Regions from separate parts of the Mus musculus genome. Here region 1 is linked to region 2. The links are chromatin loops, found by intact Hi-C in ENCODE. Cell type or tissue: left cerebral cortex. All regions are shown on one strand. Each heading gives the region's core, and the rest is flanking DNA. Links, peaks and the distances in the headings are about the cores only. Region 1 has its middle 21 kb from the start of Trmt9b. Region 2 holds the start of Gm39165 (a long non-coding RNA gene).

What was found. A loop is a pair of places that touch in the nucleus more often than their neighbours do. Peaks named below come from ENCODE experiments on the same cell type or tissue, not always from the same donor. Only the 100,000 strongest peaks of a DNase experiment are listed, where the experiment ranks them.
Region 1: a loop joins it to region 2, with 16 times the contacts of the local background. A loop is called at or near these places in 8 of 42 quality-filtered maps.

The regions. Positions count from the first base shown.
Region 1 is chr8:36,429,578-36,444,939 of GRCm38, reverse strand. No RefSeq gene overlaps it. Among named protein-coding and RNA genes, the nearest start is that of Trmt9b, 21 kb to the left of the region's middle. In left cerebral cortex, for the core only: a CTCF peak has its summit at 7,449 (motif pointing right); a DNase peak (open chromatin) is centred at 7,438.
Region 2 is chr8:36,199,246-36,214,607 of GRCm38, reverse strand. It overlaps Gm35520 (a long non-coding RNA gene), which reads right to left. Exons shown (of 4, transcript XR_870363.2): 4 at 11,761-12,508. It overlaps Gm39165 (a long non-coding RNA gene), which reads right to left and starts at 5,958. Exons shown (of 3, transcript XR_870369.3): 1 at 5,881-5,958. In left cerebral cortex, for the core only: no CTCF peak of the experiment used is centred there; a DNase peak (open chromatin) is centred at 9,444.

The sequences.
Region 1 (15,362 bases), core at 6,274-8,773, 230 kb before region 2:
TCTGGAAGAGCAGCCAGGGCTTGTAAGTACCCACCCATCACTCTAGCACCGGAGTGAGTATTCTTCATGGTAATAAAGAGCCACTTAGACATAAGAAATGTAAACGACCCCAGCAAAGTGTCAAAACTTCTTGTGATCCTGATTTTACCTGTCAGGAGATTAAACACCTTCCCTCAGAAGGCTTGCGCAAGACGGTTGCCACTGGGCTGATAGGAAGCTGCTCAGAGAAGACAGCACTGTTCACTAGGGGTTTCAACCTTCTCTGTACATCTCGGAGTTTTCACTCTTTGGCCTCTTTTATCCCTCATCTTGGAAAGTTGAAGTTGTATTATGTATGGTTGGCAGTTTGGAACACACCTTATAGAGCACTCTGTTATTTCCCTCAATCCTTAAGAGTCCTGATCCTGTCAAATCTGAAACCGCTTCGGAATCTAACAGCATGGCCTGCATTTCAGAGTCCAGAGCATTGTCTTGTAGAACAGTTATTCAGCATCTACTAGCAAGATATGTGGTGGTGGTTAGGATACATGCAACAATAGCAACATGCTAACTAGTAAGCTATTTAATGATAGCTCTTTAAATGAATGGGCGTTTGTAGGTAATGATAGAAATAGCGCTGATCACAAACTGCGTTCACTTACCTCTTGTGCCCCTGGGGAGATCATATGGCCCAGTGTCCTTTGCAGTCAACTGGTACCTTGTCCATGTGACCTGACTCTGGAGAGTAGGATGTCAGAAGCAGTGGTACCTGCTTGCTGCCTTCCTTCCTCTTTCCTTACCTCCCTCCTTCATCTCTATCTCCTGAACACAGAGTAAGTAAAGAGAAAAGAATTCATGGACCCACAAATGTCCACATGGAAGACTCTCCAGTGTGCTAAGTCTCACCGTGATGTAACAGTTGGAAGCTGGAAGTTGTGTGCTATAACACCTCGTATCTTATATATCTGCCACATGTGAGTGTCAGGTATGTATTTACCATCACACACACACACACACACACACACACACACACACACACACACACACACACACACACTATTGCATAGGCCTCCCTTTGCTCCCATATTGTGGATTTGATCTAATGTTACTTAAATTATGTTAATTTGGTCCCCCAAATTACTTGGGAATCTGCACATCTGCATGTAAGATACCAAGGACCCTGCCTCCCAGTTTTTTGTTTTTGTTTTTTTTTCTGAGACATGACTTCTCTGTGTAGCCCTGGCTGTCCTGGAACTCACTTTGTAGACCACGCTGGCCTCGAACTCAGAAATCCACCTGCCTCTGCCTCCCAAATGCTGGGATTAAAGGCATGTGCCACCACTGCCCGGCGCCCCAGTTGATTTTGATTGGTAAATAAAGTTACCCGTGGCTAATGGCTAGGCAGGGAGACAGGGGTGTGACTTTAGGATTCCGGGGCAAGGGACTGAGGGAGGGAGGAAGATATAGCTGCCATGTCGGGAAAGGAGTAAGGACCAGGCCTGAGAGGTGCAGAAGAGAAAGCATAACAATCACCTAAGAGCCAGGGAAGAGCGGCCCTAAACCCCTGCCCTCCAACTGGGTCTAGGGCAGCAAAGATGGAGTAGATATTTTAGTGAGTAATAACTCAGGAATATCAGATGGGAGGTGTTAGCAATGTGGAGGTGTGGGAGTGACCCAGCTATTGAGCTGTTTAAGGCTTATTAAAATATAAGGCTGTGTGTGTGTGTGTGTGTGTGTGTGTGTGTGTGTGTGTGTGTGTTTCATTCAAGAACCCAGAACATTGGGATGGGCAGCGAGGAAACCACACCACCACCCTTTGGACAATTTTCATAGAGATTGGTTGGCAAACTGCAACATTCCTAAGGTCTCTTGTCCTGAAACTCTACCCTTCTACATCTGTACTGGAGGATTTTGTGTGCCAACTTGACACAAGCTGGAGTTATTACAGAGAAAATGTCTCACAACTGGATCTCATGAAGGCATTTTCTCAATTACTGATCAAGGGTGGGAGGGCTCATTATGGGTGGTGCCATCCCTGGGCTGATAGTCCTGACTTCTATAAGAAAGCAAGCTGAGCAAGCCAGGGGAAGCAAGCCAGTAAAGAACATCCCTCCGTGGCCTCTGCATCAGCTCCTGCTTCCTGACCTGCTTGAGTTCCATTCCTGACTTCCTTTGGTGATGAACAGCAATGTGGAAGTGTAAGACGAATAAACCCTTTCCTCCCCAACTTGCTTCTTGGTCATGATGTTTTGTGCAGGAATAGAAACCCTGACTAAGACAACATCTTTACCCACTAAGACACAGGGGTGTCAGAGCACAAATGTCGCTTATAGGAAGCCCTGTTTCTTATACATAAAATGAACCCGTTCCCCTCTGGACTACAGTGGAGCTCTAGTCTCCTTTTATACTTCCATAGCTGAGTCTTGGCCACCATTGGATTCCTAGCACTTAGTAGCACTCAATAGTAATTATTCAATGAAGGACTGGAGTGCATTTATTTTTTTTTTAAAGGTTAGAACATTCTTTGTGTGAGGGATCATGTTACAATCATCCTTTTAGTTCCTTGTGATGTCTACAGCATAACCTGGCTTACGACAGGTTCTCTGAACCATCGTGGAATGAGTGGGTCAACTGCTGTGCCTGATGATGAAGAGGTGTGACTTACTTACTTTTTAATGTAGGTTGGGTGCTCATCAGAGTCCCCTAAGTATTTGAGAACGATGGGAAATGTGTCCTTGAACACGACCTACACTCTTCTACTGAAGCTTCACACCTGTGTGAGTCTCGGTTACCCAAGGCCCTTGGTGCTCTGGAGCAGGCAGAGGTACAGCTGGCCTGAGCTATTTCTGTCGAACTGATGTATTTACAGAAGGGATGGAAACAATTCAGCTGCTATAAATCAAGGCCACTGCGTTATTTCAGGAAAAGACAGGCTTTTAAGAGTCTTTTCCCTCATGATTTTCAAATTAGTCACAAATTCATGCTTGCGCGTAGGTGGGAAAACGAGATATAATTACTTCGGGGGAGAAATTAGGGAGCTGGCAATTGGTGGTGCCAAAGCTCATCACTAATCAGCACTATAAAAAAGAAAAGAAGAGAAAAGAAAAGGAAAGAAAAGAAAAGAAAAGAAAAGAAAAGAGAAGAGAAAAGAAAAGAAAAAGATAAAACAGATTCTGTGATTACACAACCAAGAAATATGGATCATGGGAAAAGGTACAACGGTAAGTATGACATGCAGTTGCACACTGAGAATATGGCCAACACTCAATGGGCAAACACAGTCTGACTTGGGAAAATGTTCCTATGTACTACCAATGATCAGCATCAGCAAGTATGGGGCGTACATCTTTAATCCCAGCATTTGGGAGGAGGAGCTAGGAAGCAGAGGAGTCAGAAGGTAACGCAGTGCGCTTCTGTATGTGCCACATAGTAAGCCTCTGTGCGACACAGGAGCAAACAGGAAGCCAGCCTACCAACCGAAAAAGAATATGCTCCCCTTAGTTATTACAGATAACGTCAAATCATTTCCCAAAATATAAAAATATATTAGGGTCCAAATGACATCATTTTCCTATAAGGAAAATGATGCTTTTGAGCTTATTATTATTATTATTATTATTATTATTATTATTTTGTAATTTCAAACACCAAGAAAGAGACACAGAAAAATGTAAATATTTACAATTCATTCTGACCCTACTATTCTCTGCTTCTAGAAGCAAATTTGATAGGGAATTTTTTTTAATTAGGTATTTTCTTTATTTACATTTCAAATGTTATCCCCTTTCCTGGTTTCCCCTCTGAAAATCCCCTATCCCCCTCTCCCCCTGCTCCCCAGCCCTCCCACTCCCATTCCTGGCCCTGACATTCCCCTATACTGGGGCATCAAGCCTTCACAGGATCAAGGGCCTCTCATCCCATTGATGACCGACTAGGCCATCCTCTGTTACATATGCAGCTAGAGACACAAGTTCCACCATGTGTTTTCTTTGATTGGAGGTTTAGTTCCAAGGAGCTCTGGGGGTACTGGTTAGTTCATATTAATGTTCCTCCTATGGGGCTTCAGTCCCCTTCAGCTCCCTGGGTACTTTCTCTGTCCTAGCCTCCCCACTCCCTCTAGACACTGCATATACCACACTGCACACATATACATATATGCTGGCACTTGGAAGGAACAATAATCTCCCAGAGATTCAATAAAACGTCAAATCTGAAAATTTATCAGTAAAATTTGGCAGCCAGCCCAGACTGGTCCCAATCTCGCAATCCTTCTGCCTCAGTCTGAGTACAGGATTCCAAGAGTGAATCCACTTATTTGGTAACATGACACACTGGATCTTTGGCATGAGGCTGCTCACTGAGCTATGGTGATCTTCCATGCATGAGCAGAACTGTTAAACAGACTCAAGACCCCACCCACACTCGACAACAGTCACCGATGACATCAGAAAATGCAGAAACTTACGTTTCACTTTTAAGCTTGAATTTTACCATCAGCAAATAAAACTGTCAGTTTTCCCATTGGAAAATGAGCTATTTTTTTAAACCTATTTTAAAGAAAATATCTACAAAACACACAACTTTGAATACCAAGAATTTTCATACACTGTTTTTTTTTATTTTAAGTAAAAAAATAAATTAGCCAAAACAAAGTTACTCAAATTTGGAATGTATTCATACTGCATTGAGATGAATTTAAGAGTTACTTGCCAAGCAAAATATCGGGGGTGGGGAAGCTGGTGAGTTATTAACCTATGACTTAGCAGAGCTTTTGGAGGTCAGGATTGAGAACAGGGAACTGTGGAACCCAGCTATATTTCCTCTACTGCTGGTACCGACATTTTTTTTTTTTTTAGCAGTCATTTTGAATCACCTTGCTGGACTGAGTAGCCAGATTATTGACAAATATAGATCGAGCGCCTGTGCCAAACACTGTTGTTCTTGGTCCTAAGTATAATGAAACCAAGCTGTAAAGCTTATTTTTAAATAAGATGATCAACATTTAAACAGATAAGCCGCATTCCATATCTTATATGTGCTGCGAAGAAAAGCCAAGTAAATACAGAGAGCACAGATGAGACTATCCGTAGGGAAGTAGAGAAGAGGGGAAAGAGCGGAGGGGAGAGGAGGGGGGAGAAGCAAGGGGAGGGAAAGGGAGTAGAAGGGAGAGGAGAAGGGGGGAGGGACAGGGAGGGGAGGGAATGAAAGGGCACTCACCTCTGACTCTTCTCACTCTCACTGTACCCTGAATCTGACCACGTCTCACCATCCCCTTACCTTCTACAGTGGGAAAGAGAAAGAAGGGGATGGGGGCGGGAGGGAACAAAACTAATGCCTGTAGATTTGAAATAGGGAGATGATTCCAAGAGCCCCAGGCAGTGATGTAGGCATCGTCAAATTGAGACATCAGACCTGTGGGGAGCAGAGGAAGACTGAGTTGTGACATCAGTGCATCGTGCTGTTGATATGGCAACGGTCATGTCAAGGGTCCCAGAGCAGAGGCTCCCTCAGGGGACGGAGTTTGTGTTGAGGGTGTGAAGAGAATGTCCATATGGTCTCCTACCTCCACCCCTGCTGTTTGTATTGTAAAGACTGTTTCTCTACAGACTGCGATAAGCTAAACCTGTCCTCCTGACCCAGCTGTACACCCCAAACCCTGCCTCCTTAGGTAATAAGCCTACATCCTTGTCCAGCTGTAGATGATACCCCCGCCTCCCTGTTCAACTCTCTATAATAAACACTGCTGAACTTCCAATGTGTTGAGGGCTCTCCATCTTCAGAGCTCAGATCACTTGATCCCAGCTTTTCGTATGTGCGCCCATCTGTCAGTCTTCTCTTCATTTTCTCACCACCCTAGACAACTCAGGTAGCAAAAGCCCTCGGGATAAAGAGTCAAGAAAAACACCAGCAAGTGACTGAGGACGTCGGGTTTATGACTGATGGCAGCAAAAGAGGCCACAGCATGAAGAATCATTCGGTGAGGGGTGTAAGAAAGGACCAGTCCAAGATGAGTGATTGTGGGAAAAGACTAGAACAGCTCCATTGTGGACCAGCTGTGTTATCAGCTGACGTGGGCTTCCTTAAGAAGAAACTCATATATTAGTCCACTCTCAAAGCATCCTTTTCTAAAGCCATAGTGTACTGGCTGGTTTTATGTGTCAACTTGACACAGGCTGGGGTTATCACAGAGAAAGGAGCTTCAGTTGGGGAAGTGCCTCCATGAGATCCAGCTGTGGGGTATTTTTTCAATTAGTGATCAAGGGGGAAAGGCCCCTTGTGGGTGGGACCATCTCTGGGCTGGTAGTCTTGGTTCTATAAGAGAGCAGGCTGAGCAAGCCAGAGGAAGCAAGCCAGTAAGTAACATCCCTCCATGGCTTCTGCATCAGCTCCTGCTCCCTGACCTGCTTGAGTTCCAGTTCTGACTTCCTTAGTGATGAACAGCAATATGGAAGTGTAAGCTGAATAAACCCTTTCCTCCACAACTGCTTCTTGGTCATGATGTTTTGTCCAGTAGTAGAAACCCTGACTAAGACACATAGCTAAAACCTTTATGGGGAAAGAAGCTCAGTGGGCCCAGAAGTATGTCAGACTGTCATCTACCCAGCGAGCTGAGCATGTCAAGCGATCTGTTAGGCTGTCTTTCCTTCTTAAAGACCTTAAGCTGAGCACACTCAGTTGTGTATATGTGAAGTCAAGCACACTCAGGAATGTGCCTATTGTCCTGTGGGCATATATAGATTCCTTAAAAATACATTTTCCCCCATGTATCCCCCGCTCGATGAGGGTCTTGCTTTGGTAACAGCTCTTGTATTGCTGTTAATAGCTCATGCTGCCTGTAGTTATTCTTTCTCTTCTTGTTTATTTCTTGGATGTGTGAACTCTATTGAGCTCAGTGCTGTCAGGAAGAAGGTATAATCCTATCATTGGCTGTCTTATGCATGTTCCTAAACTCTGAGACTCTAAGATCCTCACTTCTACAGAATCCAAAAATTCAAGCCCCTCAAATCTCTGGCCTTGACAGCTAGAAGCCCCCCTTTGAACTGAGAGCCCCTTTTCATAAAGCTAATCCATTATGAATTTTATTGAACTAAGGTTTTTCTGGGAGTGAGTGGGTGGATCAAGATGGTTTATGGCACAAACATTTGGCAAGTGTGTTATGTTTTAAATCCAATAAACATTTTTGTAAAGATTTGTTTATTTTTCTTTTATGTGAGTGTTGATACTGTGTGAAAAAAAAAATGTTCACCATAGCCTAATCCCTTCCCTGATGTTTGTGGCCTGAAGACTGTTCCCCTACAGAAACTGCTCCTACTGGGATTAGCTAAACCTGTCCCCTTCATCCAGCTGTATACTACAAACCCGGCCTCCTTGTTCAGCCTTGTGCTCTAACCTTGCCTTCCTATTTGGGTGTTTTATCTGCGTGTATGTCTGTGTATCCCACGCATGCAATACCCAGGGATACCAGAAGAGGGCGACAGATCCCCTGCAACTGGAGTTATAGGCAGTTGCAAACTCTCGTTAGAGTACTGAGAATTGCACCCTATCCTGTGGAAAAGTCAGTTCTTTTAACTGCTGAGCCATCTCTTCAGCTCCTTATAAGTGTTTCTTTTCCCTTTGGGGGTCTATTCTGTGGGCTGAACCTCTGATTTCTTTTTCTTTGCTGAGATGATGCTACGCACGGCTTTTTATTTATTTTTTTATCTCTGTTCCTGTCCCGTTTGTCTCTGCCTTCCCTAAGCAGAGCTACCTATCCAGGCGTTCCCAGTATACACTTCACTTCTTCCCAATGGAAGTCGGCAAACATCAGGCTCATAGGCATTCAGAATTTAGTCTCTGGGTAACATCGGATTGGTTTGAGAGGACAAGCTGGTTCACTTCTATCCTGTAACAAGTCTATGAAACCATTCTTCTCCGTGGTTGTTTCGATGATTAGAGATGATGTCATTTGTGATGTGTGTGATACCCAGTAATGCCTAGGGACCTCCCCTTCAGGTAGCAATTCTTGTGACTTAAGCTTTTACATTCTAAAGATTTGTTTAGGGGCTGGAGAGGTGACTCAGTGGTTAAGAGCATTGACTGCTATTCCAGAGGTCCTGAGTTCAATTCCCGGCAACCACATGGTGGCTCACAACCATCTGTAATGGGATCTGATGCCCTCTTCTGGTGTGTGTCTGAAGACAGTGGCACTGCACTCATATCAATAAAATACATCTTTTTATAAAAGAGATTCATTTAGTTTTATTTTTATGTGTATGAGTGCTTTGTTCAAATGTATGTCTGCATGTCACACGCATGCCTGGTGTCCTCAGAAGTCAGAGGGGCATTGGATCCCCTGGATCTGGAGTTACAGAGGGCAGTGAGCTGCTATGTGACTGGTGGGAATCCATTCTGGACCCTCTGGAAGACCAGGCAGAACATTTAACCACGAGCCATCTCTCCAGCCCGTTTTATATATATATATATTTGTGTGTGTCTGTGTGTGTGTGTTAAAGACAAACATGGAAAGCAGACTGTTCACAGTCGGAGTCTGAGGTCCTTCCCAAGGAAAGGGTCTCCCCATTCCACTACTCTGTTCTCTCCCTACTCAGTTTGAATGAGTCCATAAAACCTCATACACGGGCTTTTATTTCTTATATGCTGGTCACCGTGGGAGCTGAAGCGAAGGGAATATGCACATGGGAAGACTTTAAAAGATGATATATATTTCTCTTCCTTTTCATAATCAGTTCCCATCTAATAGCTAGAGGACCGAAGGGACTTGAATTTAATGTTCTAGCTTAAATTCAATGTTCCAGGAGCCTTCCAACCTGACAGCAGTGAGATTCTTAAGTCTATTAGTGTATGGTTCCAGGAATTTCAGAGTGAGGCCTCTGTCGAGTGAGATGCAGGCGGAGATGCGTTTGTCTCATCTGTTTAAGACCATGGAATGGAAGCAGAATCACTGGAGCGATTCAGCCACAGCATCCAACCCTTCTGTCGGGTCCTTATCCCTCCGCTTTTAATTTATGACACATGCACCACTTCCCTGCCAGCAGAGATGGCACTTAACTGTTGATTCAAGAGCTTGGCAGGGCTTGGCAGGGCTTGGCAGGGCTTGGCACAAGGCACCAGACACTGGAATGCATTTACAAATTAACCTTGCTGCTCCATCTTCTCCCTGTGCCCTCCCATCTGGGAGAGATGCCTTTAACAACCAAGTACTGGGGTGACACTCTAAAGCTCCAGCTATAGAGTATGGCTCCAAGAAGAAATTTTCAAGTCACATTCAGTTGTCATCATGAACATCTCTCTGTCCACCAGCAATTACCCTAGACGTGTGATGTATCGGAGCTCGCTCTCTCTCTCTCTCTCTCTCTCTCCCCCTCCCTCCCCAGACTTCTGCCTTGTTTGGTTTCCCAGGTTCCTTGATGCTCATCATAACGCCCTTCTCTGTAGTGGAGAAAAATCCTCATTAGGTACTTAAATACCCAATGAAGAAATTAAGAAGCTGAGAGAATAGTTCAGGCAGTAAAGCGTTTGCCTTGCAAGTAGGAGGGCCTGAGTGGAGTATCCAGAACCTATCCCAAAATACCAGACCTGGTGGTACATGCCTGCAATCCCAGCACTGGGAAGGCAGAGACAGGAGGGTCCCTGGACCTCACTAACCAGCCAAGCTAGCCTAAAGATTGACCATTAGCAAGAAAACTCTCAGCTTCAAGTTCAATGGGGGGGGGGGGGAGAACGCTTCAAAAGATGTGCATCTGCACAGTACACACATGTACCTGAACACACATGTATAGCTACACAAACATGAACACGCACACGTGCTTTTTTAAAAAGAAGAAACTGAGTACTCTGCACATGTGGATGCTGGAGCCCCCGGAAGGGTTTCTGTCATTCTTTGAGATGAGAGTCCACGTTTAGGCTTTAGTGTCTGACGAAGCAAACTGTGAGTCTTTGTAAAAGAATCCACAGGCCACACAGCTCTAAAGTTCTCTATGCCTTCTCAGGAGAAAGCTGTCTTCAGAGTATACATACTACATTCTAATCAAGGCAGTCTCTCTGGCTACCTAAACAGCAGCTTATCTGAATTAAAATGCTCCTCTCTGGGGCCACAGGTCTTAGCTCTGGGGGGCACAGTTTGACCATTAGCAAGAAAACTCTCAGCCCAGTCAAGGTGATCTACAAACAAACTTAACTCCAGCGGGGTGCAAACACTAGCATCTAGGGACTTTAAATAGCCAAGAGACAAAAGCAATGGCATAGGACACATTACAGTCCACACTAAAGAGTGGACCAGCATCACTTGGCTATAATTGTATTTATCCCTCATTACAAGGCCAAGCAACTTCCTGGATTCAGGACTCAGCGATGTCCTTCTTCCCCCATCTCCTGTTCTTCCCCACTTCCTTCCTTTAAGAGGGACATGTAAGGGGGCTGTCTTCTGCTGCTGCTTTGGGAGCCTTCTGCTCACAGCTCCGTCCCAGCCTTCTTGCTATTCTGATGCAATTTTTTCATTAGCAAATGACATAGTGGCCCTGGTTGAATCCTCTGACTGAGATGTCTATTAAGTTCATAGATGAGATTAAGTCAAGAGAATTGAAAAGATTTGTAATCCCTTTGATGCAATCATTCATTTGTAAATCTAATCACAGCAATAGGCATAGGGCTAAAGATCTTTCCTCACCAAGAGGGAGGTTCTTTTACTAGGCAAGAGTCATCTCCTGGCGAGAGGGGACCATTCAGTAGGATTTGGAGTTTTCAGTTCATTAGGAGCAGATCTACAAAATCAGGTCGCTCTCCCAGGTGAACACTGGTAAGGACAACATAAAGGACTTACAGGACATCTTATCCTATTTCTTCATATTCTCTGTGACCGAAGAAGATGGTACAGAAAGGTAAAGAAAGGCCCTAGCTGATACAATAACAATAATTAAGAGAAAATCATGTTTGCGACCAGCCAATCCAGGTTGGAACGCCTCAGAAAGGGTGGCCTGGCTTTTGAGGAGGGTGAAAGCTTGGCTCCATCAGCGGCAGTGAGGAGTGACCACAGAAAGGGGAACCTCGCCACGGAAAACCCCCAAGTCCAAAAATTCTACCTGCCTGGGTTTTCTTTTTCTTTTTCTTTTTTCTCTTTTCTTTTCTTTTCTTCTTTTCTTTTCTTTTCTTTTCTTTTCTTTTCTTTTCTTTTCTTTTCTTTTCTTTTCTTCCCTTTCCTTTCCTTTCCTTTCCTTTCCTTTCCTTTCCTTTCCTTTCCTTTCCTTTCCTTTCCTTTCCTTTCCTTTTCTTTTCTTTTCTTTTCTTTTTTTCCAGTGAGAATTTAGTTCATGCAAAATGTCTAAGTAAAGCTAGCTAGCCCCTCAGCTCTGGGAATCTGTGATCTCTCCTGTACCAGTGGGTTTTTTTCTCTATAATCATGTTGATGTTTCCATGGAATACAGTTTCGAATGAATGCAGCAAGGGCTTGTGGAAGCTGGTCTAAATGCATTTAATTCCTCTTCTCTCATGTAGACATTCAATTTTTCAGCCCGGCAAATCAATACGTGGACATGTTATTTTAAGTTCTGAAATTAACGGCCAGCAGCACTGAGAAAGTAGGAGCTGGTAGAAGTGATTGCGTTAGGGGATAGAAACAGCTGCAAAGCCTCCAGCTTTAAAATGTGGAAGATGCTCAGTGGTTTGGATTTTGGGTTTAGTTTGGTTTTGATTTGTTTTTCTAGACACCCCCCCCTCCCCGTCTTCTACAATGTACAAGCTTCATTTCAATGAAAATAAAAAATCATTTTCTAATATCTTTGAAAGGTCATTCTTGTATAAGATGGATTGTTTAAGTGCATTATAGTGCAGCTATCCTATAGGAAGGGCAAAGCGAGGGAGACCCACCAGATCTGATCGGGAGGGTTGTGTGGATAGTTGCAGGACGGCGAAAGGTAGCCTTGTTCCTGGTTAAGCTAAGGCTCAAAACCCTGGAGACTTTAAAAGGACGGTAGGCAGTTTGTGTGTTCCCCGGGCACCACATCCCTGTCACTAGCTGCAGCTCTCCATAGATTTGTGGCCATCAGTCACATAAGAGCAATGCCCCAAAACCCTCTACAGGTAGAGGAAATGACCTGTGGTCACATACACTCAAGACTGATCTCCATTTTAATGAGGTACCTAGAAGCCTGGAGGGCTTATCCAATAAGCTTTCCTTCCCGGACACTGCTCCCTGCAAAAGGTATTTAACCTCAGGCCCACCCTGAGAAGTGGGGTATGGTTTCACTCATCCACTTTCCGCCATGACAATAGATGCCTTAAAACCTCTTTTCATCAGGATCTGCCATGGGGAGCCATGGAGAAGGCCTTCGTGGTCTAATCTTCCATAAAGGCCTCTCTGTGCTCCCAGCCACGCTGACCACCAAGCCCAAGCGACTGCCATCAAGGACTCTCCTTGAAGGACCAGCAGGAGCCCCCTCTTTTCCCCTTCAGCCCCGGGCTAGATCCAGCCCGCAGACCCCAACTCTGTTCTCAGCTCTTCCTGGCTCCCATGGCACGTGAGTGTCCAAGAGCCTAAGAACCAGATGGCTCTGCCCTCCTTGCAGGCCCGGGGACTCTTGAAACAGTTCTGGCTGTCCTGAGCCTCAGACTGTGCTCCCTCCCCTGCAACGGTGTCCTGGGGCTACCCTATGCCCAACACCTGCCTGGCGACAGTGTGGGGTAAGTACGGTCAACTTCCTGTGTCCCATCTCCCTGAGTGGCCAAGCCCTGTGATGGAGCAGACATGCAGAACCATATAACCCTATAGACAGTATACACCCATTTGTGCAGGGAACAACGCAGCTGCATTGGCAAGGTGTCCCGGCTTGCTAAAATGGTCCTTGCCTGTCTATTTGCCCAGTTTTGATTATAGCCAGTGCCCACTTTCACTCTTGAAGTTTTCTGCTTTGGAAAAAAAAATTTCACAATGGTCACACTCATCTCTATGTGTTTGTGTTTGCACATATGTAGGAACCAAACCACGAGGGCCACTCCAAGCACTGAGCAAAGGTGGAATAGAAGGTTGTCCTTGTGTGTTTCTGAACATAATTTGACAAGGAGATGCATTAGAGTGCTCTGGCTTCAGGATTTTTTTCCAGGAAGGGATTCACAGCCAGCTCAGAAAAGCTTCCCATGTGAAAGTTTAAATAGTATAAATAAAATAAAGGCCCTTCATTATCTCTTAGCCCATGGTGTAGGTCTGTTTGCTGTTGCTAGTAGCACAACACCATAGACTGGGCACATTATAAAGAACTGAAGTTTCTTTCAGCTCACAGGGGTAAGATCAGAGGGTATGCCTGATATAGAAGGCCCAGAACATCACAAAGCAAGAGACGGGGACAGGTATGTGAATATTCCAGTCTCCTTGTAAACTCCACATCATTTGCTCCACAGGGCCCTCACCTGATCACTTCATCTAATCCCCTCCCCAAAACCCTGCATTCAGCAGCAGACACAGGTCGACTGTGGCCACCATGCCACCTTACAATGTGGGTGAGCCTAAGAAAAGCTTTAGAGGTGACAAGCCATGTTCAGACTACAGTGCCCCAGAGACAGTCTCTCAAATCTCATAAATGAGTGTTCCGTTTTTAACAGATCAGATGAAGTTGTTTAAACTTAACTTGATGTCTTAGAGAACCGTGTATATGATGTCTGCACATGTATCTTCTTTCTTTTGAACTTTTTTTAAAAAAAAGATTTATTTATTTATTCATTCATTTATTTATTTATTATATATAAGTACATGAGACAAGGGCATCAGATCACATGGTTGTGAGTCACTGTGTAGTTGCTGGGACTTGAACTCATGACCTCTGGAAGAGCAGTCAGTGCTGTTAACCACTGAGCCATCTCTCCAGCCCTCTTCTTAACTCTTACATAACATCCCACAGTGGTGTGAACAGGATTGTCTTCCCCAAATTCATATGTTGAGGTGACAATCCCTAGTATCTCAGGAAGGGACGATTGGAATAAGGCCCTTATGTTGGTTTAGTATTATCTTTACATGTGTATGTGTGCTAACATGTTGTGTGTGTGTGTGTATGTGTATGTGTGTGTGTGGGTGTGAGTGTCTTTCTCCATTTCTCTCCACTTTACTTACTGAGGTCGGCTCTCATCCAGGGTTCACTCATTGAGGTTTGTGCTGGGGATGTCCTGCCTCTGCCTCTCATGACCCGAGCTTCTAGGTTGCCATCAAGCCTGCTTGAGTTTATGTGCGTTCTTGGGATCCAAAGAGTCATGCTTAGGAGGCAAACACTTTACCCACTGGGCCATCTCTTGACTGGACAGAAGACTTTTCAAGAGACAATTAAGCTTACTGGAGGCCTTTTGGTGAGCACTAATCTGATACTGGTGCTCTGAGGAGACAGGACAGAGAGGAAAGACCATGGTGACCACACAGGAAGAAGGTTACCATCGGCATGGCAATGAGATGAGCAGGTCTCGGTACCACCGTGCTAACACTTGCAGCTCTGATTTCAAGGATGAAGAAGTGGGAGAAAGTGCTCCCGCTGTCTAGGAGACTCAGCCTGAGGTCCTGGAGGACCTTGTAAACCAATACACATAATAGAGGAACACTGTGACTTATTGATTTATTGATTACCTCTGTCTACTTTGGCTACATCAAATTATGCTGAAAATATGTACTGTTCCGTGGGTTCAGATTTCCTCTTTGACTATGTCTGTGAGAAGGTCTCATTTGGAATTAAGAACTAAAATTACTAAGTTAAATGAATGTATAACTTTTCAATATAAAAGAAATTCCTGTAGAAATGCCTTTAAAATATCTACAATTTATACACACACACACACACATTTAATATCATACACACATTTAATATCATTTCTAGGGAATTAGAAAAAGACAAGTAAGTTTCTCAATCAACTTTCTCTAATCTGTTTGTGAAGAACAATTCTTTAGAAGTACACCATTCTGTCACAGATGGATGGATGAGTGGATGGATGGATGGATGGATGGATGGATGGATAGGTAGATGGATGGATAGATGGGTGGGTGGGTAGATGGATGGATAGGTGGATAGATGGATGGATGATACATGGATAGATAGGTAGGTAGATAGATAGATGATAGATAGATAGATAGATAGATAGATAGATAGATAGATAGATATGTATAGCTTAATAGAGGGGTGAATGGGTGGGTAGATGGATGGATAGATGGGTAGATATCGATTCCACACCACACCAGTGATCTTCTACTCAATGAATAGCTGCCCCAAAGCAATGGCAAAGCAGGAGCTAAAGACCAAGTGGCTCAAAGAATGAGCCCTTGACTGTGCTCAGCGTGAGATGAGTGTTTTAAATGTATTGCTCTTGCTACAATATGTCCTTGAATGCAAGCCAGCTGCTTAATCTGGTGCTTAAGGGAA
Region 2 (15,362 bases), core at 8,151-10,650:
AAACAAAAAGCAAAGAATCAAATTGTTTACCTTGTCACTTTAGGTGCTGGAGTTCCATCATTAGTGCAGTAGTTTTGCAAAAATGTCGAGCTCACTAGTTTATAGACGTCTGCATGTCTAATTCTTCTCGCTCTGACTCGGACACATCAGGTAGGAGGATGCCGAACTCTAGAGTGCTTCCCCTTTGCCCCTGATGCTTGAGGGAGTAACTAAGATACATTCACACACCTCGCTGAGGGCTCTCCAACTGTACCAGCACTTCAGCAGGGGTCACAGACTGACCGCTGCACATAACTGAAACAAATGCTTCAGCACTGAGCGTGGTGACAGTCATCTGTAACCTCATTCCTCCAGATCACAAGTTCAAAGACAACCTGGGCTACTACTGAGACTCCGAGATGGGAAGGGAGAAAGTTCCAATTGAGGAAAGGAGATTAAAAGGCTGGAATGGACGAGCCACTGCTTTCTTCACAAATTCAGATAACAATAAAAAGGCAAGAGGTGAAGATTACATTATGAAATCAGAACCTCAAGGATTAGCAAATGCATTTGACGATACCGGGGATACACGTGATATCTACCACATTAAGCCGCAGGCCAGAGGAAATCATGGCTTTGCAGAAGTGGAGTGCTGTAGGCCAAGTACAAATAGCTCCAGGGAATCCCTAGACTCAAGAGAGCATCTTGGCAAACTCAAATAGAAAGAAAGGCTGGGTGTGAATTTGAACTTGCTCCCCACCCCAGATGCACTGTAAACAGAAACAGCCGTTCTCAGGCCTTGAATGTGAGGGTCGGGCCAGAGGAAAAAAAATCAATCTTCATACCTTACATAGCAACTTATCTCCTGTAGGATCAAGAATCTTTACTCACAGACAAGCTACATTAGGCACTCTGTTCCTGAATATTCCATGGTCACACAGCTAGGCTACCTTCCCTGGGCCACCAATCCCAAATGGTTTATCTCAAACAACAAAAGATGAATACACAAGTAAAGCCTAGAGGTTTGACGATAAGGAAGAAGACAGCAATGCACTAAGAGCTGAGGATGCTGCACTCCCCCCAAAGATGGGAGAATAGAGAACGTCTCTCAACCTCTCCTACCATTAGGATCTTCAGTAACATCCAACCAATGAATTAATCATCAAAGCGAAGTCTGTAGCTGAGCCAAACAGGAGACTGAGTGCAGATAATGAAACAGATAGAGGATCAAGCTACAGCCCTTCCTGTAACATGGCAGAGTTCAAGAGAATAGGAAGAATACAATGTGAAGGAAAACAGACATGAGTAATCGCTAGAAGATTGCTAACCACCGGCTAGCCAAGAGAAGTTTCTTACTAGTAGAAGGAAAGAAAGAAGTACTTTTCCATGAGTCCTGTTGAGACTTCTGCATCCTCAGGAACCAGATACATCCACATAAAGAGAAACGGAAGAAACTGAAGACCAAACATTGGAAGGCTGAAGGAAAACAAATAGTAACTCCAGCAATAGTAAATCCTGCGTTGGCCAATGAAGAATGGCCAACGTGAGAATGAGGCTGAGGGACACACATTTAAGGACAGGAGTTTTGGGCCTAAGCCAATGTTTCAATGTCAGTACTTAATAATTGTTAGGGTTGGCAAGGCAGCTCAGCCAATAAAGATGCCAGCCACCAAGCTTGCTGACCTGACCCAGCACCCATGTGGTAAGAGAGAACTGGCTTCCCACAAGTTGTCCTCTGACTGTCACACACGTGCTGTGACACACACACACAATTAGAAATAAATATATATTTAAAATAAATATATTGTTTTTAAAGATAGGATGCCAGTAATACGCTGCTATGAAGCCCTGCCTCTTGATGGCATTTGGCTGTTTATTAAAATTAAGTTTGTCTTTACAATTGTTTTTTTGGCAAGGGTTGAGGAGAGAAAGTGGGTCCACTATTCAAGATTTCAAAAGAATATGCTTAATTTCAAAATGTGTCAGGTACACTGCCTAGTTTTATGTCAGCTTGACACAGGATCAAGGAGGAGAGAACTGGAACTAAGAAAATGTCTCCCTAAGTTGAGCTTGTACGCAGGTCTATAAGGCATTTTCTCTAGTCATTGATGGGGGTGGCACAGCCCATTGTTGGTGGTGACATCCTGGGCTGGTGGTCCTGGGTTCTATAAGAACTCAGTCTGAGCAAGCCATGGGGAGCAAGCCAGTACACGCTGTTTATTGCCCCTCCATGGCCTCTACATCACCTCCTGCCTCCAGGGTCCTGCCCAGTTTAGGTTCCTGTCCTGACTTCCTTCAGTGATGAACTTCAGTGAAGTTCATGTAAGTGAAAGCCAAATAAACCCTTTCCTTCTCAACATGCTCTTTGGTCATGGTGTTTTACCATACCTATAGTAACCCTGACAAAGACAGCCCTCAGAAAAGTCCTGCAAGGAATGTGACCTGCTGTCAGGTCAGCTTTGATGCCTGGCATCCCCGCTGTACCTTGCTGCCATATCAAGTTATCAAAGACAAAAGAATCACCAAACGTGATTGAAGGGTGCGTTATGGAATTAGGATGTGTGTGAACACTACTGTGAGGTGCTCAAATCAGATTCAGCCCTGCATTTTGGGAAGCAGGGTAAATTGATAATCTTTTTATACAGAGAGAGTTCATAAATGTATCAGATCATTATAATGTTTGGGAGGTGTGATGGTTTGTATATGCTTGGGCTAGGGAGTGGCGCTGTTAGGAGGTGTGGCCTTGTTGGAGTAGGTGAGTCACTGTAGGCGTGGGTTTAATATCCTAGTCCTAGCTGCCTGGGAGTGAATCTTCTCTTAGGGTCCTGCAGATGAAGATGTAGACCTCTCAGCTCCTCCTGCACCATGCCTGCCTGGATGCTGCCTTGATAATGAACTGAACCTCTGAACCTGTAAGCCAGCCCCATTAAATGTTGCCCTTACAAGAGTTGCCTTGATCATGGTGTCTGTTCACAGCAGGAACACCCTAACTAAGACAGGAGGGATTGAAGTAACTTAGAAATAAAGCCATATGCATGACAGGTGGAATATTTCCTCAATGGCTTTAGAACAGCAAAGACAGAAATAACCAACACTTAATTTAAACAGCGAAGAGAAACTTTAGCATTCAGTCATTAAAAATAACTAAAGAGACTAATGTATAAAAATATGTGATTCAATTTTGTCATTATACCATGGTTACCCCGTAGCGTGTAACACAGAAGATGGGATGCCAGGATGAATTCAGGAAGATTGATGATGAATGGTTTTGTTTGGTGGCGGTGGGGGTGGGGCTTGAGACAGGGTTTCTCTGTGTAGCCCTGGCTGTCCTGGAACTTACTCTGTAGACCAGGCTGGCCTCAAACTTAGAAATCCACCTTCCCCTGCCTCCCGAGTGCTGGGATTAAAGGCATGCACCACCACTGCCCGGCATGAGCAATGTATTTTTGTGTGATCTGTTTTTTCTACAGGAAACCTGGGCATATGAAGGCAATAGGGTTTTAGGATCTAAGATTGTTGCCATTGTGTCTAAGTCTACGCATTGTGGTCACTGATACGTTTACTGTAGTTGAGGTCTATGATAACCAGATGGCTAAGAATTGAATGTTTATGTGACTTTATCAGCACCAGTAGTAAATTTAGCGTCATCTTGGTATGGCTTATTAATAGGAAATATGAAAATCAGTCAATATGAAGACATGGTAACAATGAGGATGATTGTGGAGACCAGAACATTCTTGTAGTTAAAGTGTAGATAATGAAGAAGGTGTAAGTTTGGTTTTGTGATGGATATGAAGCGTTTGCTCTGGCTCACAGTTTGACACAGTCTGTCATGGTGGGAAAGGCATAGGACAAATTCTGGTCTATAACACCAACCAGGAAAGAGGTAAGTACCAAAGACTCGATGGGTGGGTTTTAAGTGCTCAGGACTGACCCTAGGGCTTTATAGGCTAAAATATACGCTCTACCACTGAGTTCTGTCTTTTTCCCCAAAGACTTGATTTTTAAGAAACTATGATTTTATAAAACTTTGTGATGGGGGGAAGACTTTTGTAAAATGATAGGAGTTGGTTTTCCCCACCCCCAACGATCCACCAGAGTGTTAATTCAGAATTTGATTTTGATTAAGGTGAAAACCAAAAAAGGCAGTGTTTTGTTCACACCTGAATTTGGAACCCTAGGCTCATATCCTCTGTAATTAGATTAAGGAGCCAAGAAAAGCAGAAAACTTGGGGCAGGGTGGGGGTGGGGAGGCAACTCAAGAAGTACAAGGCAGTAGAAACCAAGAGCATTCCCACCGAGAGAGAAGAGACCAAGAGAATCAAGGATTCTGACAATTAGCCTGAGATCTCAAACCCAAGTGACACTGATCAGAAGAGGAAGAGAAACAGTGCTGGCTTGCAGAAGATAAAGAATATGCGCTTCTAGCAGTTTGCTAGGCTAAAAGGTTGTTGTCAAAGCTAAGAATATTTCAGAACAGATAGGATACATCCTGGAACTTGTCATTGTCTTCGTGCAGCGGAGACGGGAAGTAAGGGGGGAAGACAGCTTGGGAGACTCTCAGCGTGTTTATCCTTCGGGGATCCAGAGATAACGAAGAGCTGTAAGACATGAATCTCTAATGCAGGTCTTAGGGGTGCTTCACCCGTTCGCTTTCCCCTTATGATTGGACAAGGGAGTCTGCTTGGTTTACAGCCTAAAAATAAACGCAAATAACTGGGAAGAAAAAGAAATCAAGGTCTCTTGTGCTTCTTCTTCGTGTTCTCGGCTGTGCGGCCTGGAACTCAGAAGGGAAAGCAAAAGAAAGACAGGAATTCAGGAATTCAAAATGGCCACATCCCAGAGCCTGGGAGGGGATGTTTGCAAAGATTCCTCCCACTTACTTACACAGTTGTTTCCAGAACTTTGCCACATCTTCGATCCCCCACAGAACTGAATGGGGTGTCCAAACCTCCTATCCAACAGTCTCGTGGAGTTAAAGGTATAAATTTATCTTCTGAAAGGCCCAGTTGAGTGCTCCAAAAATCCTATATACTAAAACCATGTGGGGTCAAGTCACCAAACTTAATCTACTTTCCTAGATTAAAGATGTCCCCACTAGCCCAGAAAGTTTACAGTTTTTCCATTTCCCGTTGGCTCTGTTACTTTTCTTGCTGCAGTGATAAAATACCTGAAGGGCAAACCTTGTGGCTTTTAATAATACATTACCTGTGTTATTGGAAACGTGGACTGACTGATGGGGAAACGCAGTTTATCTCATTAATAGACACCTTCTCAATAAATTATCACAGTCTACAATGCATATATAGAATTTTGATCAGATTTAAATTACCACTAATTATACTTTCATGTGTATACTCAATCCAGAAGAAACTCAACCCAGAAGAAAATGTTCGTACTTTTAAAGCTTTATTGCCTAGGAAATAACACACACCTCCTGTTGCAATGAAATATATCTTGAAAAATAGTGGACTTTCAAATATAAGACATATGCACACAATATTCTTGAAAGGAGAGTAAAGAAATATGTTAAAAGTCAGAAAAGTATATTAAATGTTTTTTATCTTAATTTTTTATATTCTTAAATGATGCTGCTAACAGTCAAATTACAATCATTTGTTCTACTAGGTACAAGTAAGTAATTTTATGCCACTTTATTCTAAAATGTGGTTTAAAATAAGCTGAAAACTATGTATTCTCATTTCAATGTATAATAAGCTACACTCAACCTAAAAAAAATGCACAAGGAAGAACATGGTTTTAGCTTTGTTTTAGAGAGATCGCAATCAAGTGTTTGAAGAAGAGACGTTGACTATCTCAACGGTTCCCTCTTCCCTGAATCATTCTGAAAGCACCTCCTCCCCCATCTCTGTCCTCTTATTAACAAGGACTATCACCTACTTGTTTGCCCCTGTCTAGGGCAGAAGGCAGTCCTCTTCCTCCTCTTCCTCCTCTTCCTCCTCTTCCTCCTCTTCCTCCTCTTCCTCCTCCTCCTCCTCCTCCTCCTCCTCCTCCTCCTCCTCCTCCTCTTCTCTGACCCCAGCCTACAGTGCTTAACAGTTCTCCTAAGGCAGGGTGAAGGATCTTTACTTTGCTTGACTTTTTTTTTTTTTTTTGGCTTCTAAGCCATGTCCGTTTTCCTTAAATGGTAAAGTTCTAGTTGTCCTCTAAGGCTGAAATAAAAACACCATTTCTTCTATCAAATGTCCCAGCTCTCATGCAACATGAACTACTCTCTCCAGTACAATAGTGTTCATCGATCGGGCTTCAGAGCAGGAACGTCACCCAAAGCCTCTGGGGTCGAAAGCTCTGCCTCCTGCCTGTGGCACCATTGGCAGAGGGTGGAGCCTTCCGGAGGTGGGGCTTCCTGGGAAGAAGGGCCTTGAGATGCCGCTCTTGAAGGTGGGATCCAGCCCGTTCCTGTCTCTCATTTTGTTTCCCAACTGGCCAGGAGTAACCAGTTCCCCTCACCTATGGCCTTCTGCGGTGTCACATTGCCTGGCCACAAAGCAACAGGACCAGTGGTTATGGACTGAAAACTTTGAGCGAAAGCAAACCTTTCTTCCTTGTAAGAGGATTTGTCTCAAGTGTTTTATTCCAGTGATGAGAAAACGGCCTCAACGGGTACTAGATTTGTATTGTTCAGTCAAATTTCAAGGAGGGTATTCTTATCTCTATGGAATGTCACTTGGCAGAGATCAAAATTCAAGAACAAAACCGCTAGCAGAACCATCATATATAATAATTACACGGGGGGGGGGCGCGGAATCTACGATCTCTGTATACTTGAACTGTCTTCTTCACTCTTGCGAAGTTGTTACTGTGAGGAGCTCAGTGGATGCTTCCTCAGCTTTAATTCACTCAGCCTAAGTGTAAGGCAGTGCTACACGAATCAGATACTGAAAGAAGCAAAGTCAGACTCTTCCAAGGAAGGTGTGGGAAGTCGGGGAGAGAGAAACGGAGGGAGGAAGGGAAGTGTGTATTCAATGTATGTTTTGGGGTCACCAAGATAGCTCAGCTGGTAAAGATACTTGCTGCAGAAACCTGACAACCTGAGTTTAGTACCTGGAATTCACAGGGGAGGGTGGTTAAAAAGCTATCCCTTAGGTGAGTGGTTGGTGCACGCCTTTAATCCCAGCACTCAAGAAGCAGAGTCAGGCAGATCTTTGAGTTCAAGGCCAGCCTGGTCTATGGAGTGAGTTCCAGGACAGCCAGGGCTACAAAGAGAAACCCTGTCCCAGAAATAAAAAAAAAAAAAAAAAAAAAAAAAATTAACCAAAAGTCTGCTGGCCTCCACAAACATGCCATGACACATGCACACATGCATCCCCTCCTCTCTCTCTCTCTCTCTCTCTCTCTCTCTCTCTCTCTCTCTCTCTCTCTCTCTCTCTCTCCCTCTCCCTCTCTTTCTCCCCCCCCCCGTCTCCCTTTCTCTCCCTCACACACATAAGCAACAGCAACAACAACAACAATGATATAATAAACGCATATTTAACCTTGTAAAAACCTGTCAAATAGTTGTCTAGAGTGGCAATACTATTTACACGCTGTCTTAGTTAGGATTTGTAAAGCTTCCGTGGAACACCATGACCAAAAATCAAGTTGGGGAGGAAAGGGTTTATTTTGCTTATACTCCCATATCACTGTTATCATCAAAAGAAGTCAGGACAGGAGCTCAAACAGGAACCTGGAGGCAGGAGCTGATGCAGAGGCCATGGAATCCTGCTTACTGACTTGTTCTCCATGGCTTGCTCAGCCTGCTTTCTTATAGAACCCAGGACCACCAGCCCAGAGGGATGGTACCACCCACAGTGAGCTGGGCCCTTCCCCATCAATCACTGATTAAGAACATGCCTTACAGCTGGATCTCATGGAGGCATTTTCTCAGTTGAGGCTCCCTCCCTTCAGATGGCTCTAGCTGTGTCAAGTTGACATAAGACTGGCCAGCCCGCACTCCCTTTGGCAATGCAGTGCTTGTCTGTTTCCAGTGACTGTGCCGAGTGCTTGCCAGCACTTGTTCTGCCCATTTTATTTTAGCTATTTTAAAGTGTTCTCACCATTGTTATTGGACTGCAGTCTCCAGTTCCTCAGTGACTATTTACCGTGAGCATCTTTTTATGCTTATCTGTTTTTTAAAATACTTGCTCAAATCTTGCTCGTGGACGTCACTTGTTTTCTGAGAATTCTTTAAATATCCCAGAGAACTCCTTCGTCAAGGGGACATATTTAAAGTTCTGGTGAAGTCTCATTTCCCTCTCTGTCTGTCTCTGACTCCCTCTCCTTATATAGACTGCTTTTCATACCACATCTAAGAAAATTTTGCTTTCTCCCAGGGTTTCGAAGAGTTTTCTGTTTTCTTCTAAAAGTTGGGTAGTTTTAGCTTTTACCTTGAAGTTGGTGATTTATTTTAAGGTAGTGTTTATGTGTGAGAGGGAAGTGTGTGCATGTGTGTTTCTTGTATGTGGATGTCTTCTCCAGTTTACTGCTAATAATACACTACCACAGTATAGATAAAGCCTATTCTTTAGTTGTTATTGTTTTTCTTTGTACGTGTGTGTGTGTGTGTGTGTGTTGCATGCGTGCATGCATGTGCTCCGTGGGTCCACATGACTATCCTGACTCATGTCCCCAGGATTGCCAAGCAAGGACTCTTACCCAACTTAACCATTTCTCTATCCCCTGGGTAAACTTATTTTGGCTCCTACTCTGCCCTGTGGTTGAGGGGCTATGTCAGAAGGCATCGTCACATGGCAGGAGATGGGGAGTGTAGGAGAGATGCAGCCAAACAAGCTTCCACAACAGACCCACCCTAGATAACCCATTGGACCACCACTTTTCAGTCACATAAACAGACTCCCCCACGGATGAGAGCAGAGCCTCAGGCACCTCGTAAATGGGCCTGCGGATTGCACTTCTGCATTGTCTGATGAGGATGCAATGTCAACACAGGTTTTTTTGGGGGGGTGGGGTAACAAGCTATGTTCAGCCCATAGCCATTAATATCCACGTTCTCTAACACCATTGTGGAGGGGTGGGTCAAGCTTACTGGTGTGTGAGTTGCATATATTCAATTCTTTTGCAGTGTGGTTCTCTAGATGTATACAAACATGTACAGTCATAGAGCCAGCTTTAATGTCAAGATGCTGATGATAATGTTCCATCAGCCGCCCCCCCCCAGTCTCTTTTGAATTTTTTCCCTATCCTTTCCATACCTGGGAATACTGATGTTTCCTGTGCTTCTATGTCTATGCCTCATGCAGAAGGCTACTACAAATAGAAGAACTCTGAGCCACTGGTGAGAGTGGAAGCATTGCTAAGTGTGGAGCCGTTGCTGAGTATAGAATCTTTGGTGAGTGTAGAACCGTTGCTGGGTGTGGAAGTATTGGTGAGTATTAGAACCCTTGCTGGGTGTAGCCCTCTCCTCCCATTTCTTCCACACTAAGCACTTGAGATCCATCCAAGGTGGTGTATTTAACAGTAACTCATCTGCTTGTTTCTGAGTAATATCCTGTTATGTAAAGATACCATATTTGTTCATCCATTCTCTACTTGAAGGGCATTTGGGCTATTTTTAGTGTCTGGCTTTGCTGACTAAAGCAGCTTGCTATAGATTGAGCTGTCTATAATGCAAAATTTCTATGTTGCACTCTTAATCCTGAGCATCTGAGAATGGAAACCTATACAGAAGTGGGATCTTTCCGGGTATAACTAATTAAGTTAAAATGAGGTCCTAGTGAAAAAAGGAGTCCTTAACAGTATTGTTATTGCATACATGGAGAGAAGAGAGGCCACCAAAAGGCAAGAGCAGGCAAAGACACAACAAGCCCTGTGACCATAGAGGCAGGGGATGAACTCTGCAAGTCCAAGAATGATAGGGCTACCAAAAGCTGAAAGAGACTCCAAAGGATCATTCCCTAGAGAGAGAGAGGAGAGAGAGAGAGAGAGGAGAGAGAGAGAGAGAGAGAGAGAGAGAGAGAGAGAGAGAGAGAGAGAGAGCAAGTGAGCACACCTTTGGATTTGTAGACTTAATCTATGGGGGAATGATTCTGTTTGCAACTGGAGGGATGCAGTGAGACTGGAGGGATGCACTGTGACTGTGTGTTGAAGTTGAGAGTGTGTACCTGAAGTTGGGGGATTTTTCTGGTACAGATGTTGCCCAGACAAGAAGAGTGTTGATCCCAGGATGAAGCTTCACCATAGACAGAGAACCATCGTGCATTTGACCCCAGAGATCTTCCCACAAGTCTATTCAGAGGAGCTGCGAGCTGAGACATATGCACGGGTAACCTACCTTCTTACTCCAGGTCAGAGTATCTGAAAAATGCTGGTAACTCACACGCACAGGAGTGAGTTAGGCAATGCCCCCACAGTCACCGTCCACCTGATTCTTACACCATTGGCAACCTCTGAATTTTTTCTTTTTTTTCCATTTTTTATTAGATATTTAGCTCATTTACATTTCCAATGCTAAACCAAAAGTCCCCCATACCCACCCCCACCCACTCCCCTACCCACCCACTCCCCCTTTTTGGCCCTGGCATTCCCCTGTACTGGGGCATATGAGCAGATTTTACAGGGCAATCAAAGTTCTGTAAAGTCAAAAGTTGCCCATGCATTTATTAGGCTAATGCAATCTGGTTGTTAATTTATTGGGATTCTTATGCAAGCTCTGGAGCTTATTTTTGGCAATAGCTGAAGATTAGAATTGGAAACTTGTTAAAAACCTCAGATCCTTCCAATGAGCTAGCCCCATTTTAAAGTTTAGATCTTTGGTTCTCCAAACTACTTGCTAGGACCAACTCTGTGTTCCACACTGACACAGCTATTCGGCTGCTAACACCATCTCTTAGACACTTAGTTCTGTAGGAAAATAGATGTATTACAGAAATGGTATCAAAATTCCATGAGCTGACATACTAGCTAGAAAGCAGTGGGAACTTTGAAAGTTTATAAGTAGGACTGACAAGAAGAAGGAAGACCAAAGTGTGGATGCTTCAGTCCTTCTTAGAAGGGGGAGCAAAACACCCATGGGAAGAGATATAGAGACAAAGTGTGGAGTAGGGACTGAAGGAAAGGCCATCCGGAGACTGCCTCACCTGGGGATCCATCCACTATACAGTCACCAAACCCAGACACTAGTGTGGATGCTAAAAGGTGCTTGCTGACAGGAGCCTGATATAGCTGTCTTCTGAGAGGCTCTGCCAGTGCCTGACAAATACAGAGGTAGATGCTCACAGCTATCCATTGGATTGAGTACAGGGTCCCCAATGGAGGAGCTAGAGAAAGTACCCAAGGAGCTGAAGGTGTTTGCAGCCCCATAAGAGGAACAACAATATGAACAACAATACCCCCCCCAGAGCTCCCAGGGACTAAACAACCAACCAAAGAGTACACATGGAGGGACCCATGGCTCCAGCTGCTTATGTAGCAGAGGATGGCCTTGTTGGTCATCAATGGGAGGAGATGTCCTTGATCCTGTGAAGGCTTGATTCTCCAGTGTAGGGGAACGCTAGGACCAGGAAGTGGGAGTGGGTGGAAGGGTGGGTTTTCGGAGGGAAACAAGGAAAGGGGATAATATTTGAAATGTAAATAAAGAAAGTATCTAATAAAAAGAGAAAGAAAGAAAGGTGGGGCTGAACCAAGACTTCATAAGTGATGTCATGGAATCATAAGTTCCGGAGGTCTCTGTGTCTAAAACGACAGCACTCAGAAGAATTGTTTCCAGTTCATTTGCTTAGAATTCCCTCTTTTTTCTTAACAGCTGAGAAATATGCCATTATGTAAATAGACCACATTTTATTATGGACATCTTGGCTGCTTCCATTTACTGGCCATTATACATAGAGCAACCATGAATATGAATGAGCAGGTAGCAGACTCGCTGTAGTAGAACATACAGTCCTTGGGTATACACCCAAGAGTGGTATAGCTGGATAATATAGTAGATCTATTTTGAGATCTTTGAGGAACATGCACACTGTTGTTCCATGAGCTGTAGGGACATCTTGCTGTGCTGGTCACTGTTGCGGTTCGTGGGTGTCAGTAACAGCTGTGTAGGATTATTGGCTGTCTGCTTGCCTTAGCAGTTTGCAATATACCTTCCAGGACTCTGAAAGCCAGCCTTCAGATTAGATCCAGCTCAAAGCCTCCAAGTTCTGTGTCTGAGCTGGGCATCATCCACAGTGTCCTTACTGAAACCACATGTCCATGATATTAAATATAAATTTAGAGTTCAAATGTGGGATGTTTAGACAGACATCAGGCATTGTGTTTTCCTGTGAAGAAAGAGGAACTTGTGGAGATATTTTTTCTGGTGTCATAAAATTGTTTCAAGAAATAACTATTCTTAATTTCTCTACTGGGTTCAGTTGGAGATTCATTAAATTCCCAGATTTCTAAAAATTTCTCGTATTTAATGCTGCCCAGAATTTTCCTTGTAGGGACACAAGCACCATCTACTGGCCGTGATGATCAACTGCAGATTAAAATACTGAAGAAAATTTTCAGTCAAGCTTGCATTCCTGTATAGCTATAGAAAAAAAAGAAAAAAAAAGTGAAAGAAATAGGGAGATGCAGGGTATGGTGGCTTATACATTTAATGTCATCACCTGGGAGAAAGAGGTAGGAAGATCTCTGGGAGTTCAAGGGCTACTTTGGCTCCATAGTGAATGTTAAGCTACGTAGTACCGGCTTCATGGAGATACTGTCTAAACAGATAAACAAATCTACAATATTTGCTTTTCCATATTTACACTTGAGTTTCCTTTCTTGCCTTAAATGAAAAAAAAAGAAGGAAAAGAAGGAATTTAAATGCAATGACAAACAAACAAAACAACAACAACAACAACAACAACAAAACTAGGATCTCGAGCCTCAAGTGGCCATTTCTTGTAGCCAGGTAAGACGACCACTGGAAGAATAAGGACAGCAACCCACCCACAAAGCCTTTAACTCAAAATGTGTCCTGTTTACGTGACATGCAGGGACAAAGATGGAGCAGAGACTGAGGGAATGGCCAACAAATAACTGGCCCAACTTGAGACCCATCCCATGGACCAAAACCAGTCCCTGACATGATAAATGATACTGTTATGCTTGCAGATGGGAGGCTAGAATAGCTGTCCTCTGAGAGGCTCCACCCAGAAGCTAATGCAAACAGAAACAGAGACCCATAGCCAAACATTAGGGAGCTGGGGGAGTCTTGTGGAGGAGTTGAGGAAAGGATTGGGGGACTTTACAGGAAGACCAACAGAGTCAACTATGCTGGACCCTTGGGGGCTCCCAGAAACTGAACCACCAACCAAAGAGCAAGCATGGGCTGGACCTGGGCCCCCTCACACATATGTAGCAGATGTGCAGCTCAGTCTTCATGCAGGTCCCCCAACAACTGGAGCCGGGGCTTATCCTGACTTCTGCATGCCTGCGGATCCCATTTCCCTAACTGAGCCACTTTGTCTGGCCTCAGTGGGAGGGGATGTACCTAATTCTGCAGTGATTTGATGAGGCAGGATCGGTTAGTTACAGAGGAGGAGGGCCTCTTCTCCTTCACTGAGAAGGGGCTGTGGGGGGCAGGAGAGGGGGCTGCGATCTGGATGTAAAGTGAATAATTAATGAAAAGAATAATCTCACTTCTCTGTTAAATTAAAAAGCAAACAAACAAACAAAAACTAGCCCTGTGGATGCGAGGGAGGACCAGGTGACTCTCCTACTGAGCTGCTTTCCAGGACCAGATGCACTGATGGTTTGTCTTTGTTACATTGTTTCTTTTAACATAGCTTCAAACATCAGCAGCTACTTTGGCTAACAACAGATTCATAAAAAGCACCAGGCACTTAGTCCTCTCATTCCTCCCCCCTCCCTGTGAGCCAATCCCATTAGTGGTAAACCTTTGTTCATTTGGACATGTTTTTAGATAGATGCGGCTCACTGGAAGTTTAGTCATGCTAAATTGATAGAAAATTGGAAAAAAAAACAATTGCAGCAGGAAGAGCCAGCCATATGCCACAATTTTTCATTTGTATGAAATGTCTCAATTGATAAATCCAAACTACCCATGACAGTGTTCCAAGATCCAAAATGCATAATGATTGATGTTAGTGTCTGAATAAAAACCCAGCGCTCAACCTCGTGCTGGATATGGCTTGTGTCCATCTTCACAGGCTCTCTGGGGAATGAGTCACTTGTCACAATGAACCTTTCATAGCTCTCCGTCAGTAGTCAAATTTCAACCATTTTCTATCTTTTTTTCAAAATAATTTATTATCAGTTTTTATCTTATAAGCACCGGTGTTTTGCCTGCATGTGTGTCCATGTGAGGGTGCAGATCTCCCCTGCACAAGAATTGCAGACAGTTCTGAACTGCCTGTGGTGATGGGGATTGAACCCAGGTCCTTTGGAAGAGCAGTCAGTGATGCTGAGCCATCTCTCCAGCCCAAATGATCTCTTTTTATTTAAAAAAAAATACTATTGGCTAGGTACTGACTTCAGACTGATAAGGGTTATATGGTTATACTTCCAGTAATTTATTCTCAGAGTTTGTCCACTTGTATCCCTGAGCAAGTGGGAGTTCGCAATATTCTCCTTCCTTAGTTCTCATGATAGCTGCTCACTTAAACTTAAGTCGTCCTCTCGCAACCTTCTCTGAGCCTTTGGCTTTGCAAAGCACAGTGGGACTGTGGTAGCCATGGTGCAATCTGTGAGCTATCCTTTCCAGGGCTATTTTTAAAGCCCCGGTTGCCTCTCTAAACTCATTTATGCAACAAACATCTAGTATGGTTGACCCTCCCTTTCCACAGTTCAGCCAAATATGGATTACAGAGCCTGCTCACTACATTTAATATTCCTTTTTTTATTGGATACTTTATTTACATTTCAAATATTATCCCCTTTCCTGGTTTCCCTCCCTCCTGGAAACACCCTACCACATCCTCCCTCCCCCTGCTTCTATGAGGGTGTTCCTTCACCCACCCACCCACTCCCACCTCCCCTCCCTTGATTCCCCTAAGCTGGGGCATCTATCGAGCCTTCATGGGACCACGCACCTCTCCTTCCATTGATGTATGACAAGGCCATCCTCTGCTACACATGCAACTGGAGCCATGTGTACTCCTTTGTTGATGGGAGTTCTGGGGTATGTGGTTGGTTGATAATGTTGTTATTTCTATGGGGTTGCAAACCCCTTCAACTCTTTCAGTCCCTTCTCTAACTCCTCTATTAAGAACCCCGTGCTCAGTCCAATGGTTGGCTGCTAACATCTGTCTCTATATTTGTAAGGCTCTGGCAGGGCCTCTCAGGAGACAGCCATATCAGGCTCCTTTCAGAATGCACTTCTTGACATCCACAATAGAGTCTGGGTTTGGCAACTCTATGTGGGATGAATCCCC